Linked DNA regions of Homo sapiens: regions 2 and 3 are each linked to region 1. Evidence: chromatin contacts called from ENCODE Hi-C or POLR2A ChIA-PET data. All regions are on one chromosome and are shown on one strand. The core of a region is the stretch at or near the end of the contact, and the rest is flanking DNA. Distances in the headings are between cores, read along the strand shown. Region 1 has its middle 33 kb from the start of PPP1CC. Region 2 overlaps CCDC63 (coiled-coil domain containing 63). Region 3 overlaps PPTC7 (protein phosphatase targeting COQ7).

What was found. Hi-C counts contacts between places; a loop is a spot of excess contacts on that map. ChIA-PET counts read pairs that join two places held with the same protein, here RNA polymerase II (POLR2A). Pooled maps may share reads with other maps.
Region 2: a loop to region 1 is called in a map with no recorded cell type, with 8 times the contacts of the local background. The contact joins two enhancer-like sites. A Hi-C loop is called at or near these places in 6 of 37 single-sample maps with no recorded cell type and 5 of 50 pooled maps.
Region 3: a pooled map shows a loop between it and region 1 (5-fold over the local background). The contact joins two enhancer-like sites. A Hi-C loop is called at or near these places in 11 of 50 pooled maps. POLR2A ChIA-PET finds 5 or more read pairs at or near these places in 4 of 52 experiments (A673, B cell, GM12878 and 1 more).

Annotation. Positions count from the first base shown.
Region 1 is chr12:110,773,604-110,778,031 of GRCh38, forward strand. No RefSeq gene overlaps it. Among named protein-coding and RNA genes, the nearest start is that of PPP1CC, 33 kb to the left of the region's middle. RefSeq lists an enhancer at 2,855-3,194. Within about 2 kb of position 3,013, at least 2 of the 41 ENCODE cell types and tissues checked have a DNase peak (open chromatin) inside an H3K27ac peak, as active enhancers do; they include GM12878, where a contact is called at or near this core.
Region 2 is chr12:110,904,588-110,909,183 of GRCh38, forward strand. It overlaps CCDC63 (coiled-coil domain containing 63), which reads left to right. Exons shown (of 12, transcript NM_152591.3): 11 at 1-204; 12 at 2,744-2,948. The coding sequence ends at 2,889. Among named protein-coding and RNA genes, the nearest start is that of MYL2, 14 kb to the right of the region's middle. Within about 2 kb of position 1,609, at least 3 of the 41 ENCODE cell types and tissues checked have a DNase peak (open chromatin) inside an H3K27ac peak, as active enhancers do.
Region 3 is chr12:110,560,317-110,564,996 of GRCh38, forward strand. All of the region lies in intron 1 of PPTC7 (protein phosphatase targeting COQ7), which reads right to left. Among named protein-coding and RNA genes, the nearest start is that of PPTC7, 21 kb to the right of the region's middle. Within about 2 kb of position 2,200, at least 9 of the 41 ENCODE cell types and tissues checked have a DNase peak (open chromatin) inside an H3K27ac peak, as active enhancers do; they include GM12878, where a contact is called at or near this core.

The sequences.
Region 1 (4,428 bases), core at 1,763-4,262:
CATAAAAACCCCACTGATAAAACAGGATGCAGTAAAGAAGCCAGCCAAAACCTGCCAAAACTAAGATGACAATCAAAGTGACTTCTGGTCATACTGACTGCTCCTTATACACTAATTATAATGCATTAGCTTGGCCAGGCACAGTGGCTCATGCCTGTAATCGCAGCACTTTGGGAGGCCAAGGCAGGCAGATCACCTGAGGTCAGGAGTTCAAGACCAGCCTGGCCAACATGGTGAAACCCCATCTCTACTAAAAAATACAAAAAATTAGCTGGGTGTGGTGGTGGGTGCCTGTAGTCCCAGCTACTCGGGAGGCTGAGGCAGGAGAATGGCGTGAACCCAGGAGGAAGAGCTTGTAGTGAGCCGAGAATGCCCCACTGCACTCCAGCCTGGGCGACAGAGCAAGACTCTGTCTCAAAAAAAAAAAAAAAAAAAAAAAGAAACTAACACTTACTCTTCAAATGTAAACTCCATATTAATTCAGAGCAGGGGCTGGGCCTTGCAATGGGTAGGGCAGAGAAGCAGGTATCGAATTGTCTGATTGGTTTCTCCTCTGGCCCCCAAACTAACAAAACAACACCCCCACCCCCAAAAGGCTGTGGATGAGGACGGGCACAGTGGCTCATGCCTGTAATCCTAGCACTTTGGGAAGCTGAGGTGGGCAGATCACATGAGGTCAGGAGTTCAAGACCAGCCTGGCCAACATGGTGAAACCCCATCTCTACTAAAAATACAAAAATTAAGCTGGGCACGGTGGCTCACACCTGTAATCCCAGCACTTTGGGAGGACGAGACGAGCGGATCACGAGGTCAGGAGTTCAAGACCAGCCTGGCCAACATGGTGAAAACCCGTCTGTACTAAAAATACAAAATTAGCCAGGCGTGATGGCAGGCACCTGTAATCCCAGCTACTCAGGAGGCTGAGGCAGGAGAATCACTTGAACCTGGGCAGCAGAGGTTGCAGTGAGCCAAGATCGAGCCACTGCACTCTAGCCTGGGCGATAGAGTGAGACTCTGTCTCAAAAAAAAAAAAAAAAAAAAGCCAGGTGTGGTGGTGCACACCTGTAATCCCAGCTACTCAGGAGGCTGAGGCAGGAGAATCACTTGAACCGGGGAGGTGGAGGTTGCGGTGAGCCGAGATCATGCGACTGCACTCCAGCCTGGGTGACAGACCAAGACCCAAAACTCCGTCTCAAAAAGAAAAAAAAAAAAAAAAAAAGGGCTGTGAATGAGATGGGCTTGTATTATCCCATTGGAACCTGGCTTTTCCAGGACTTTCTTCTGACTATACTCATCTCTGAGGCGGGTCCCTGTGAATGGTTTTCTTGTCCTGTCATCCACAGGGTTAATCCCTTGAGGGATGTGTTCAGATTGCTGCTTGGCTGCTTCCTGGCTGTGTGACCTTGGGCAAATGACTTCACTTCTCTGAGCTTCAGTTTCCTCCTCTGCAAAATGGAGGTAAGAATAGTGCTTAGCTCATGCAACTGTTGTGAAGGAATGGAAGAGATAAGCAATGGGAAGTGTTTAGCCTGCAACCTCATCTTAGAGCACCTGATACAATCGAACTATCATTACCATTCTCAGATAATTTTTTAAAATAGTGTCTCCTCAAGCAACTGTTTAGAACAGCGCTATCCATTAGAAATAGAATTCAAGGCCGGGCACGGTGGCTCACGCCTGTAATCCCAGCACTGTGGGAGGCCAAGGCGGATGGATCCCTTGAGGCCGGGAGTTCGAGACCAGCCTGGCTAACATGGTGAAACCCCCTCTCAACTAAAAATACAAAAATTAGCCAGGTGTGATGGTGGGCGCCTGTAGTCCCAGCTACTTGGGAGGTTGAGGCGGGAGAATCGCTTGAATCTGGGAGGCAGAGGTTGCAGGGAGCCAAGATCTCGCCACTGCACTCCAGCCTGGGCAACAGAGTGTGTTTAAAAAAAAAAAAAAAGAATTCAAACCACATATGGACTTTTAATTTTTCCAGTAGCCTCATTAAAAAAGCTGAAGTTAATTTAAATGATATATTTAATTTAACCTGATATATTTTAAAAATGACCATTTTAACACGTAATCAATATAAAGAAAGCATTCTGGTCGGGCACAGTGGCTCATGCCTGTAATCCTGGCACTTTGGGAGGCCGAGTCGGGTGGATCACCTGAGGTCAGGAGTTCAAGACCAGCCTGGCCAACATGGTGAAACCCCGTCTCTACTAAAAATACAAAAATTAGCCGGGCACGGTGGTAGGCACCTGTAATCCCAACTACTTGAGAGGCTGAGGCAGTAGAATAGCTTGAATCTGGGAGGTGGAGGTTATAGTGAGCCAAGATCATGCCATTGTACTCCAGCCTGGGTGACAAGACAGTCCATCTCAAAAAAAAAAAGAGAGAGAGAAAAAAAAGAAAGTATTTCAAGGCTAGGTGCAGTGGCTCATGCCTGTAATCCTAGCACTTTGGGAGGCCAAAGTGAGAGGATTGCTTGAAGCCAGGAATTTGAGACCAGTCTGGGCAACATAGTGAAACCCTGTTTCGAAAGAAAGAAAAGAAAGAAAGAAAGAAAGAAAGGAAGGAAGGAAGTAAAGAAAATTAGCTAGAAGTGATTACACATACACAAGTCCCAGCTACTTGTGAGGCCATTACAGCTTGGGTGACAGAGTGAAACCCTGACTCATAGAAATAAGAAAAAAAAGAAAGAAGGAAGGAAAGAAAATGAATGAAAGAAAGAAAGAAAGAAAAGAAATTAATTTAGCACCATAGGAAAGGTTTTTTTTAAAAAAGCATGAGCTATGTTATCCTCTTTTTTTTTTTTTGTATAAGGCTACAAAATCTGGTATTTTGCACTTATATCCCATCTCAGTTCGGACAAGCCACATTTCAAGGGCCCAAAACCCCATTTGGTGAGTGGCAGCCATATTGGATAGAGACAGCCCACCTTCTCTGGTTTTGTCTCTGCAGATAGCCAAGGAAACCTAATTATGCATCCAACTCTCTGGCCCATTGGCTGAGTCACCTGCCGGGAAGCTTTCAGAATATTTATAGGTAACTGATCTACAGAAAACAGAAAGTGATACCATCTCCAGCCCCCACAACCTTTCTTCAGTCTCAAGTTTGCCGTCTCAGCTACTGTTTTCTAGAGGCCCAGTGGGAAGAGTATGCAAAGTGGCAGTAAAGTACATATGTAAACGTGTAGGCAAAAGGCTGAGAGGATTCTTACCAAACTACTCACAGTGGAAAATAAGAGTAATGTCCAAGCAGAGTTTAGTTTTGTCAGTCATGCCCTAATTTTGTTTTTGTTTTTTAGAATGTATTCATTCACATATTACTTGTGTAAGTGAAAGTCAATTGATATATATATAGAGATAATAGTAAAGAAAAGTAACCATGATTTGCGGTAAATCCCCAAGAAGTTTAATGGAAAGCAGTGAGTGCAGAGATTACAAGGTGGACTCTGGGGCCGGCTGCCTGCCTTTGCATCCTAGCCCTGCTGTCTACTAGCTGTGTGACCTTGGGCAAGGTTCTCTTGCTTTCTGGGCCTCAGTTTCCTCATCTATAAACTAAGGATAATGATGGGACCTATGTTACAAGGTTGTCACAATGATTTGATGAGCAGGTGTAAGGTGTTAAGATGGGATCTGGAACACAGAGTCTCAGCTGTAATAACTAAAATAATTAGTATTATCACTGTTTTTGGTGGAAGAGTAAGTAGCAAGAAACTCTCTTGGTGAAAATACAAGAGCTGCGGTGGCTCACGTCTGTAATCCCAGCACTTTGGGAGGTCGAGGCGGGCAGATCACTTGAGGTCAAGAGTTTGAGACCAGCCTGGCCAACATGATGAAACCCTATCTCTACTAAATATAGAAAAAATTTGCCAGGCGCGGTGGCGCACCCCTCTAGTCGTAGCTACTCAGGAGGCTGAGGCAGGAGAATCGCTTGAACCTGGGAGGCGGAGGTTGCAGTGAGCTGAGATCACGCCACTGCATTCTAGCCTGGGCGACAGAGCGAGACTCCATCTCAAGAAGAAAAAAAAAGGAAATAATATGCTGGAGTGAGAGCTGCAAGACCAGCTGCTAAGCCTGGATCTGCCATTACCTAATTTGTGTAAACTTGGGCCTCAGTTTTGTACTAATTCTAACAACAACATACATTTTCTAGTCCTTACTATCATTTCGGAACTCTACATGTCTCGTTTCATCAGATCTTCACAACACCCCTCTGAGAGAGAGATACTGTTGTTGTTGTTGTTATTATTACTATCTTGAGACGGAGTCTCGTTCTGTCGCCCAGGCTGGAGTGCAATGGCACGATCTCGGCTCACTACAACCTCTGCCTCCCGGCTTCAAGTGATTCTCCTGCCTCAGACTGCCGAGTAGCTGGGATTACAGGTGCCCGCCACCACACCCAGCTAATTTTTGTATTTTTAGTAGAGACGGGGTT
Region 2 (4,596 bases), core at 359-2,858, 130 kb after region 1:
CCATCATTGAAAAGAAGACCAACGACCTGCTGCTGTTGGAGACCTACAGGCGCATCCTGGAAGTGGAAGGGGCAGAGGCTGAGATCCCGCCACCCTTCATCAACCCTTTCTGGGGTGGCTCTGCCCTCCTCAAGCCCCCAGAACCCATCAAAGTCATCCCCCCAGTGCTGGGGGCTGACCCCTTCAGCGACAGGTTGGATGATGGTGAGTTCTCTCTCTCTCAATCTGCACAGGTTGCTAGGGAACCTGTGCCTTCAGGTCTGGGGAGACCGTGTCCAGGTGCCCGAGAGGGTCTGCAGTGTTGAACCTCGGTTTCCTCTCTTTATGAGCTCTTGTGGCCTGCCAGTTCCCTTGGGTGCCATCTTGGCTGTGGTCACTTGGTGTCACTTGCTTGGGGACTTTTCTCTCTATGATGCTAGGGTGACACAGATCCTGAAGTTTAGTTATTTTGGATATTTTTAAAAGTCAAAACTACCTTTTGATCATTTAAAATGAACCTTAAAATATCAAAAGTTTACAAGTTGGCAAGTTATGAGTAAACAGAGTTCCCAGACTCAGTGTCTCATGCTCACCCTATCTATGCTCCTGAGTCTCACTCACCTATGACCACCCTTTCCCTGACCCATTGTGCCTCCAGGACCCATCCTTGGCCCCTCCCCATTTTTGTCCCCTAACCCCACGGTTGAAGCAGCTTCAACCTGGTCCATGCCAGAAGCGAAATGGTCAACTGTGGCTCTTCCAACACCAGCCCATTGATCTTCCTTCTTTTCCAAGGTGGAAACTCACTCATCCTCCTCATGTGGGGAGCCAGGCCTTCACTCTGAAGGTGGGAATCAAATTGACCTCACCTGCTTTTTGGAGAGCAGTTTGGCCACATATATGGGAACCGATCCTTCCAGAAGGACTACTCAAGGGTGGAAGATGAAAGGTGGAGGAGTGGAGGCTGTTCACTGCAGCCCCAAACTGGAAACAAGTATAATGCCCACCCCTTAGAGATTGGTTAAATAAGGTCCAGCTCATCCACCCATGCAGTGGAATTCTAAGCAGCCCCAAAAATAAGGCACAGGGCCAATATGAAGAGACTAGGAAGATGCCCTTGATATTAAGACAAAAAGGGAAAACAGTCAGTTGCACAATTGTCTGGGCATCCTGAGAAGTACTGTATTGTATAATCCCATCTTTCTAAAAACATTCTCTACATATGCATGCAATACACAGGCACACACATGCGTGTGTACACACACACGTGTATGTATATATATGTGTGTGTGTATGTGTATATATGTGTGTGTGTATATATATAATATTATATATAATATATATTATATTATATATAATATATATTATATAAAATATATATTATATTATTATAATATATATTATATAAAATATATATTATATTATTATAATATATATTATATAATATAATATATATTATATATTATAATAATATAATATATAATATATATATAATATATATACTTTTTTTTTGCCAGTAGTCCTCAGTCAGGGGTGATTTACCCTTTATGGGACATTTGGCAATATCTGAAGATATTTTTGGTTGTCACAACTGAAAGTGACGGTGCTGCTGTCATCTAGTGGCCAAGGATGCTGCTAAAAATCTCACAATGCACAGGACAGCACTTCACAACCCTGATACGTAATAAGAGATATAAGACATGTGAGAGGGGGAGGGAGAGGGAGAGAGGGAGGAAGGCTCAGAGGCAGGAAGAGGAGGAGGAGGAGGAGGAGGAGGAGGGAGGGGCGATGAGAGAAAGGGAAGGAGGAAGGTTTCTAGATTATGCATAAAAAACCAAACAGAGGTGTATAAGCCACCTGTTACAGTGGATAATTCTGGATGGTGGTTTGCAAATAATGTTGCATTTCTAAGTTAAACAATTCTGTATTGTTTGAAATTTTCTCTTACAATGACCTTGCATGACTTTAGTAAGTAGGGGAAAAAATCAATTTTTTAAAAGCTGCCCCCATTTCTCTGAGCAGCATTTCAAGTGTGCCAAGGATGTAGAGACCCCCAACAAGCACACGTGCACACACACACATGCACACAACACATGCACACACACACGCACACACAGAGATCCTGTGTGTTTCAGCTGAGGAGACTGAAACGCAGCAGGAGTGAAAGCTAGGTCAGATGCCACCCATCTCAGCACAACTTCCACCGCCCTTTCAGTTCCTAAAAGGTTGGGGGGAGAGGTGGGCCAAGCTGCTGGTTAAGTCGTCCTCACAAGGTCAGAAATGTACAGATACTGTCTTCACATCTGTTCAAGGGAATGTTGATGAACATTAGGTTCTCCCAGCCCACTGGCCTCTATGGCCTACAGGTGTGAATTAGAAGGGCCACTTCTGGGTAGATTAAATTAGAAAAAGTTGCCCCTTCTGGGTAGCTATGGCTCAGCAATCAAGTGGGGGCTGGATTTCAGCCCATCCATCTACCGCTCTCCTCAGGTGTCTTTGTGCAGTGCACATCCTGAACAACTGCACATGGTGGCCCTAACTCCTTAACATTAAACCAGACATTCTTCACATCCTTGTCTGGGAGAAAAACTAGTCATTGTCTGGGCAGCCCCAAGAAGTATATTTCTGTTCATTCTCCCCCTCCTTGAAACCTGAGAATTTCCATGCTCCACTCCCCAGTGCTATGGAGGGACGCCAAACCAGGCTTAGCCCCAGCCCTGGGGTTGATTTCCCAGCACCTCACACAAATCTGATCTTGGTGCAGTGGAACAGCCCCTGGACCACAGCAGCCTTCGGCAGCTGGTTCTCGACAATTATATCCTGAAGGAGAATCGGAGTAAGGAAGTGCGCGGAGACAGCCTGCCTGAGAAGGTGGATGACTTCAGATCCAGGAAGAAAGTAACCATGTGAGGTGCATGCATGGGGCCACCTTTGCAACATAACCGAAAGAATAAATGTTTTGTTCTGTAGCCTCGTGCCTGTCACACACATTACTAAGGGCTTTGGGTACTGGGGCCACCTCTGGGCTGGGGCCGAGGAGCGAGAAGTAAAAGCGGGAACAGGGAGTGGGAACCATGTGAGTCCATCAAGGCCCCTGGAAACCTCTGAGCTGGAGACCAGCACAGGCCACCCCCAGATATGCAGAGACATGGATGCAGATGCGGTCCACCAGATGTAACAGGGACTAGCCCGGGGGAGGGGCCATGCTGGAGCCAAAGTGTGGATCCTGAGACGCCCCTGGCCACCCGAGGTGTGGCAAACACTCACAAATGGGAAGTGGGAGCTGGGGGCGTGCTGGATCTGCTACTCTGGGTGTGTCTGTGTACATGTGTGTATATCTGTGTTTCTGAGTGTCTGTGTCTCTGTGTGTTTGTATCTATGTGTCTGTATATATGTCTGTGTATATCTCTTTGTGTATCTGAGTGTGTCTCTGTGTCTGTGTGTCCATGTATGTGTGTACCCGTGTGTGTCTCAGTATCTGTGTGCATCTCCATATGTCTCTGTGTCTCTGTTTCTGTGTGTCTCTGCGTGTCTGCACCGGTGTGTGTCTCTGTATATCTCTGTGTCCGTGTGTGTCTCTGCATGTCTGTATCTGCGTGCATCTCCGTATGTCTCTGTGTCTCTGTCTCTGTGTGTCTCTGCATGTCTGCACCTGTGTATGTCTCTGTGTGTCCCTGTCTATGTGTCTCTGTATGTTTCTGTGGCTCTCTCTGTGTGTGTCTCTGTGTGTCCCTATCTGTGTGTCTCTGTGTGTGTCTCTGTATGTTTCTGTGTCTCTCTCTCTGTGTGTCTCTGCATGTCTGTATCTGTGTGCATCTCTGTGTCTCTGTGTGTGTCTCTGTATGTCTCTGTGTGTCCCTGTCTGTGTGTCTCTGCGTGTCTGTATCTGTGTGTGTCTCTGTATCTCTGTGTGCATCTCTGTATGTCCCTGTGTCTCTGTCTCTGTGTGTTCTGTATGTCTCTGCAAGTCTGTACCTGTTCTTGGGATTCTCTTTTTTTTTTTTTTTGAGCCGGAGTTTGGCTCTGTTGCCCAGGCTGGAGTGATCTCAGCTCAGTGAGTGGTGTGATCTCAGCTCACTGTGTATCTGTGTGCATCTCTGTATCTCTCTGTGTGTCTCTGCATGTCTCTGTCTCTGCGTGTGTCTGTCGTGGGTGAGCATGTCACTGTGGAGCTGAGTCCAGGGTGTCTTGCCCAGAACCACGCACTGCCCTGGAGTGTCCTGAGTCCCGCCTTCTTGGTGCCGGACTGCATCTCTGACCACAGGAGCCCGGGTATGAGGCTCTCGGCCTGGACCAACTCTGGAGTGCAGGGAAGCCGTGAGGGGCGAGGGTCACCACAGGGTGTGGGGTGTCCTGGGTCATGGGGATGGGGCCATGACTCCCCTGGGTCCCTGCCCACGCAGCCTGCTTTGAAAGGGGCCCCAGGTCTCTGCAGCCAGGGGACAGTTTCATTCGTCTTGTTAATGGCTCAGCCCTGAGCTCCTCCCACTGTTGTCATTGTCAAGCCTTGAGGACTGGCCCTAACTGTGGCTCCTCTGGCCTCCTGGGTCCTCCTGCCTTCACTGTGACCCCAGCTCCACTCCGTCACCACATTTCAGCTTCTTCCCATCACATCAC
Region 3 (4,680 bases), core at 950-3,449, 210 kb before region 1:
CTTGAGTCCAGGAGGTCAATGCTGCAATGAGCTGTGATCACACTACTTGCACTTCAGCCTGAGCGACAGAGCGAGACCCTGTCTCAAAAAATAAAAAATAAAAAAAGGTAGTTATAACCAAATGATAGCTATCTTAAAAATCCTATCTTCCCAATTACACAGTCACCTAACTGTGTAATTGCAAAAGGCTTACTATAAGAAAGACTTCTGAACTAGTCAAAATCAGCAAGAGCGTCTCCAGTCCTGTCCTCCATTAACAGCCATCAACATGATGTTGCAATTATTTTAAACCCCTCCTACTGCACTCATCTTCAGACTGACATGCAGTTACCTACAAAGCAAACGTTTTCTAGAAGAACGCGATGCCTAGAGAATAAATACTAAACTTCAATTTTAATATAAGCATCAATGAAGAAAAACAATTTGATTTTGTCCAAAAATGTATTTAATGTACACTCTGGAAGAATTTCAAATATTAAGTAGTATCCAAAGGTAATAGCTTTATTCCTTGCATCTTTGATGATCTCAAGGCATCTTACATCAAGCCTCGCATTCCAAAGAAGCATACTGGCTCTACATGGATTGTCTTTCCATCAGTGAAACACATCTCCTGCCTACTAGGATGGGTACTTGATAGTGAGTTGAAACTCTAGAGGAGAAACTGAATAAGAATCTGGCAGGATCACAATAATTGAATAACAGAAGTATCAGGAGACCCTCTGCACTCTAAGGAATAAGGGTATCTGCTTTTACAGACTTTCTGCAGTAAGGGGCCATCTAATGAGAAAGGGGGCTAAGCAATATTTATTGCAGTACGACAGGCATCTTTTCAGATGCTGAGGCTTTTCAAAGACTTTAGTGTTCTCAGAGCCAGCCTCATTTGTCTAAAGACATCACAGCATGAAGCACTGTAACTAGAAAAAAAATGAGATCAGAGTAGAAACTCAATTTCCTATCCAATGGAACAGATCACATTTATATCAACATTTCTTTTTTTTTTCTTTCTTTCTTTTTTGAGATGGAGTCTCACTCTGTGGCCTAGGCTGGAGTGCAGTGGCGCAATCTCAGGTCACTGCAACCTTCGCCTCCCAGGTTCAAGTGACTCTCCTGCCTCAGCCTCCCGAGTAGCTGGTATTACAGGCACCCACCACCATGCTTGGCTAATTTTTCTATCTGTAATACAGACATGGGGTTTCGCCATGTTGGCCAGGCTGGTCTCAAACTCCTGACCTCAAGTGATTGCCCCCCAACACAGCCTTGGGCTCCTAAAGTTCTGGGATTACAGGCATGAGCAACCGCATCCAGCCTATATCAACATTTCTTAAACCTCAACTATTTGGGCACTTAAGAACGCTCCCGACGGGGTGCAGTGGCTCATGCCTGTAATCCCAGCACTGTGGGAGGCTGAGGCGGGTGTATCATTTAAGCTCAGGAGTTCAAGAGCAACCTGGGCAACATGGTAAAACCTCCGTCTCTACTAAAAATACAAAAAATTAGCCAGGCATGGTGGCACACACCTGTGGTCCGAGCTGCTTGGGGGACAGGGGTAGAAGGATCACTTGAGCCCGGGAGCTGTGATCGTGCCACTGTACATGAGCCTGGGTGACACAGCAAGACCTGCCTCAAAAAAAACCCCAACAAAACAAAAAACACTCCCCTGTGATTCAAGACTGTGAAATGTTGTATCTGCAAATAATTATCCCAAACGGAGAGTCGCTTGAGCCAGGAGGTTGAGGCTGCAGTGAGCTATCACTGTGCCACTGCAATCCAGTCTGGGTGAAAGAGCAAGACACTGTCTCTATTTTAAAAATGAAAAAAATTAGCCATGCCTGGTGGCGCATGCCTGTAGTCCCAGCTACTCGGAAGGCTGAGGCAGGAGAATCGTTTGAACCCAGGAGGCGGAGGTTGCACAGGGAGCTGAGATCGCACCACTGCACTCCAGCCTGGGCAACAGATTGAGACTCCATCTCAAAAAAAAAAAAAAAAAAAAAAAAAAAAAATCCAAAATGAATGAAAAGCAGGATGACTGAAAAAATATATTCAACAAATATATTCTGTCAAGTTATACAGAAAAATGTCATGTGCTTTTTGACTAACAACAGTCCTTTCAGTTCTATGGAGGTAAAATTATATAGATTATGCTGCACTTCCTGTTTTAACAAGCAAGTGAAATACTCCCTTTGCAAGAAGTTTCCGGCCCAGTGCAGTGGCTCACACCTATAATCCCGCACTTTGGGAGGCTGAGGTAAACAGATCACTTGAGGTCAGGAGTTTGAGACCAGCCTGGCTAACATGGTGAAACTTCATCTCTACTAAAAATACAAAAATGACCCAGGTATGGTGGCGCATGACTGTAATACCACCTAGCTGGGTAACTGAGGCAGGAGAATCGCTTGAACCCAGGAAGCAGAGGTTGCAGTGAGCTGTGATTGAGCCACTGCACTCCAGCCTGGGTGACAAAGCGAGACTCTGTCTCAAAAAAGAAAAAAGAAGAGGAAAAAAAAAAAGAAGAAAGATGTTTCTGGCCAGTCGCGGTGGCTCATGCCTATAATCCCAGCACTTTGGGAGGTCGAGGCGGGTGGATCACCTGAGGTCAGGAGTTCGAGACCAGCCTGGCCAACATGGCAAAACCCTGTCTCTACTAAAAATACAAAAATTAGCTGGACTTGGTGGTAGGCACCTGTAGTCTCAGCTACTTGGGAGGCTGAGACAGAATTGCCTGAACCTGGGAGGCAGAGATTGCAGTAAGCAAAGATTGCGCCATTGCACTCCAGCCTGGGCGACAGGGTGAGTGAGACTCCATCTCAAAAAAAAAAAAAAAAAAAAAAAAAAGAAGAAGAAGAAAAAAGAAGTTTCCATTCCACATTAATCACAATGAAATCTGTGTCTTTTGATTCTCCAGAGATCAAGACTACGTCAAGAACAAGATCTCTAAGCAGAAGTTAATTCAAAAGTGAAGGTAATGAAGCTCAAAGGATGGACTGAAAAGTTCAACCCTGTAATAAAACATGTGAAAATGGCCGCATGAGGTGGCTTACGCCTGTAATCCCAGCACTTTGGGAGGCCAAGGCAGGTGGATCACCTGAGGTCAGGAGTTCAAGACCAGCCTGGCCAACATGGTGAAACCCCATTTCTATTAAAAATCAAAATTAGCCAGGCGTGGTAGCACATGCCTGTAATCCCAGCTACTCAGGAGACTGAGGCAGTAGAATCCCTTGAACCTGGGAGGCAGAGGTTGTGGTGAGCCGAGACTGCGCCACTGCACGCCAGCCTGGGCAACAAGAGCGAAAATCTGTCTCAAAAAAAAAAAAAAGTGTGAAAATGGAAACTATAGGCAAAACTCAAACAACAAAATCAAAGCTGTAGTAAGCGGTTCATTTTGTGTTTGAGAATTCCAAACAAAATAGTTAGCTATTCCTTGCTAGCTTAGTAATTATGAGACAACTTAAGAATTAATCAAATTAATGAGCCTCCACATACACTTACACCTATGTCTAGAATACTTCATTAACTAGAGAAGATAATTTCCAGACTATTCTGGGCAGTTGCCTTGTCTTAAAAAGCAGTGAAAAGTGCTGACATGAGGATTAGGAAACAATTGTGTGAAGGCAAAGAAACTTAAAGTCATCCTTTTAAAAATAAAAATGTTCTTCCTTTAACTTCAATAATTCTGTTTAAATACCAATACTTAATGTGGAATTATCTATTCTGGCTCAACTGTGGCTTGGGAACTTGTGCAAATTACAAACTTGGTATGAATCACTGGTCTGCCTTCCACAAACTGCAGAGTTGAAGGTTAAGTTACTGAAAAGGTCACTTCACTCCTTTCTGGCCTGCAACAGTATCTTCCTCAAATGCCAAATGCTGTTAGCAATGTTTCTGGACAGGAGGAGGCAACAAACAAATCATCTGGGAGGTCATACTTATTGTAAGTTATGAATAGCAGAGACAGGGCACTAATTATGTTACAGAAGTAAGGGCCTCTATTAAAGCTGTGGCTTCAGTTTGTTTTCAGGTGTTAGAAAATGTCACATAATACCAAATAATTCAAAAATTAAGTAAGGAAGTAACAAGCAATTAAGACCAGCTATCTGATATATGCCTACTTGTACTGGCCCTTTAGGCTGGGGAGAAGATTTTCCTTCTGTTTATAATTTACAAGATTAGATCTAGAATTCTTGTCAACCTGATATTTATGACAAGCCATATATCCTTGACCTAACCCCAAAGAAGATACTATTTACCCACTGCTTTCTTCACCCTCTATAAAAATAAGGGCTGGCCTTGACTAAAATAGGCACCCTCTGGGAGAGGTCTATAGTCACATGCGGCCTGGCACAAATGTAACTTTTTTTTTCCTTTAAACGAGAACATCATTCCTTTGAATAGCCTGCCAAGTGTAGAACTGTCTCTTAATTTCTGAACACTAATTTATATACACATATATATACACGTATATATATACATACACGTTATATATATATACACGTATATGTATATGTGTATATATACATACACGTTATATATATATACACGTATATGTATATGTGTATATATACATTGTTTTTTTTTTTTGAGATGGAATTTCACTTTTGTCGTCCAGGATGGAGTGTGATGGCACAATCTTGGCTCACTGCAACCTCCACCTCCTGGGTTTAGGAGACTCTCCTGCCTCGGCCT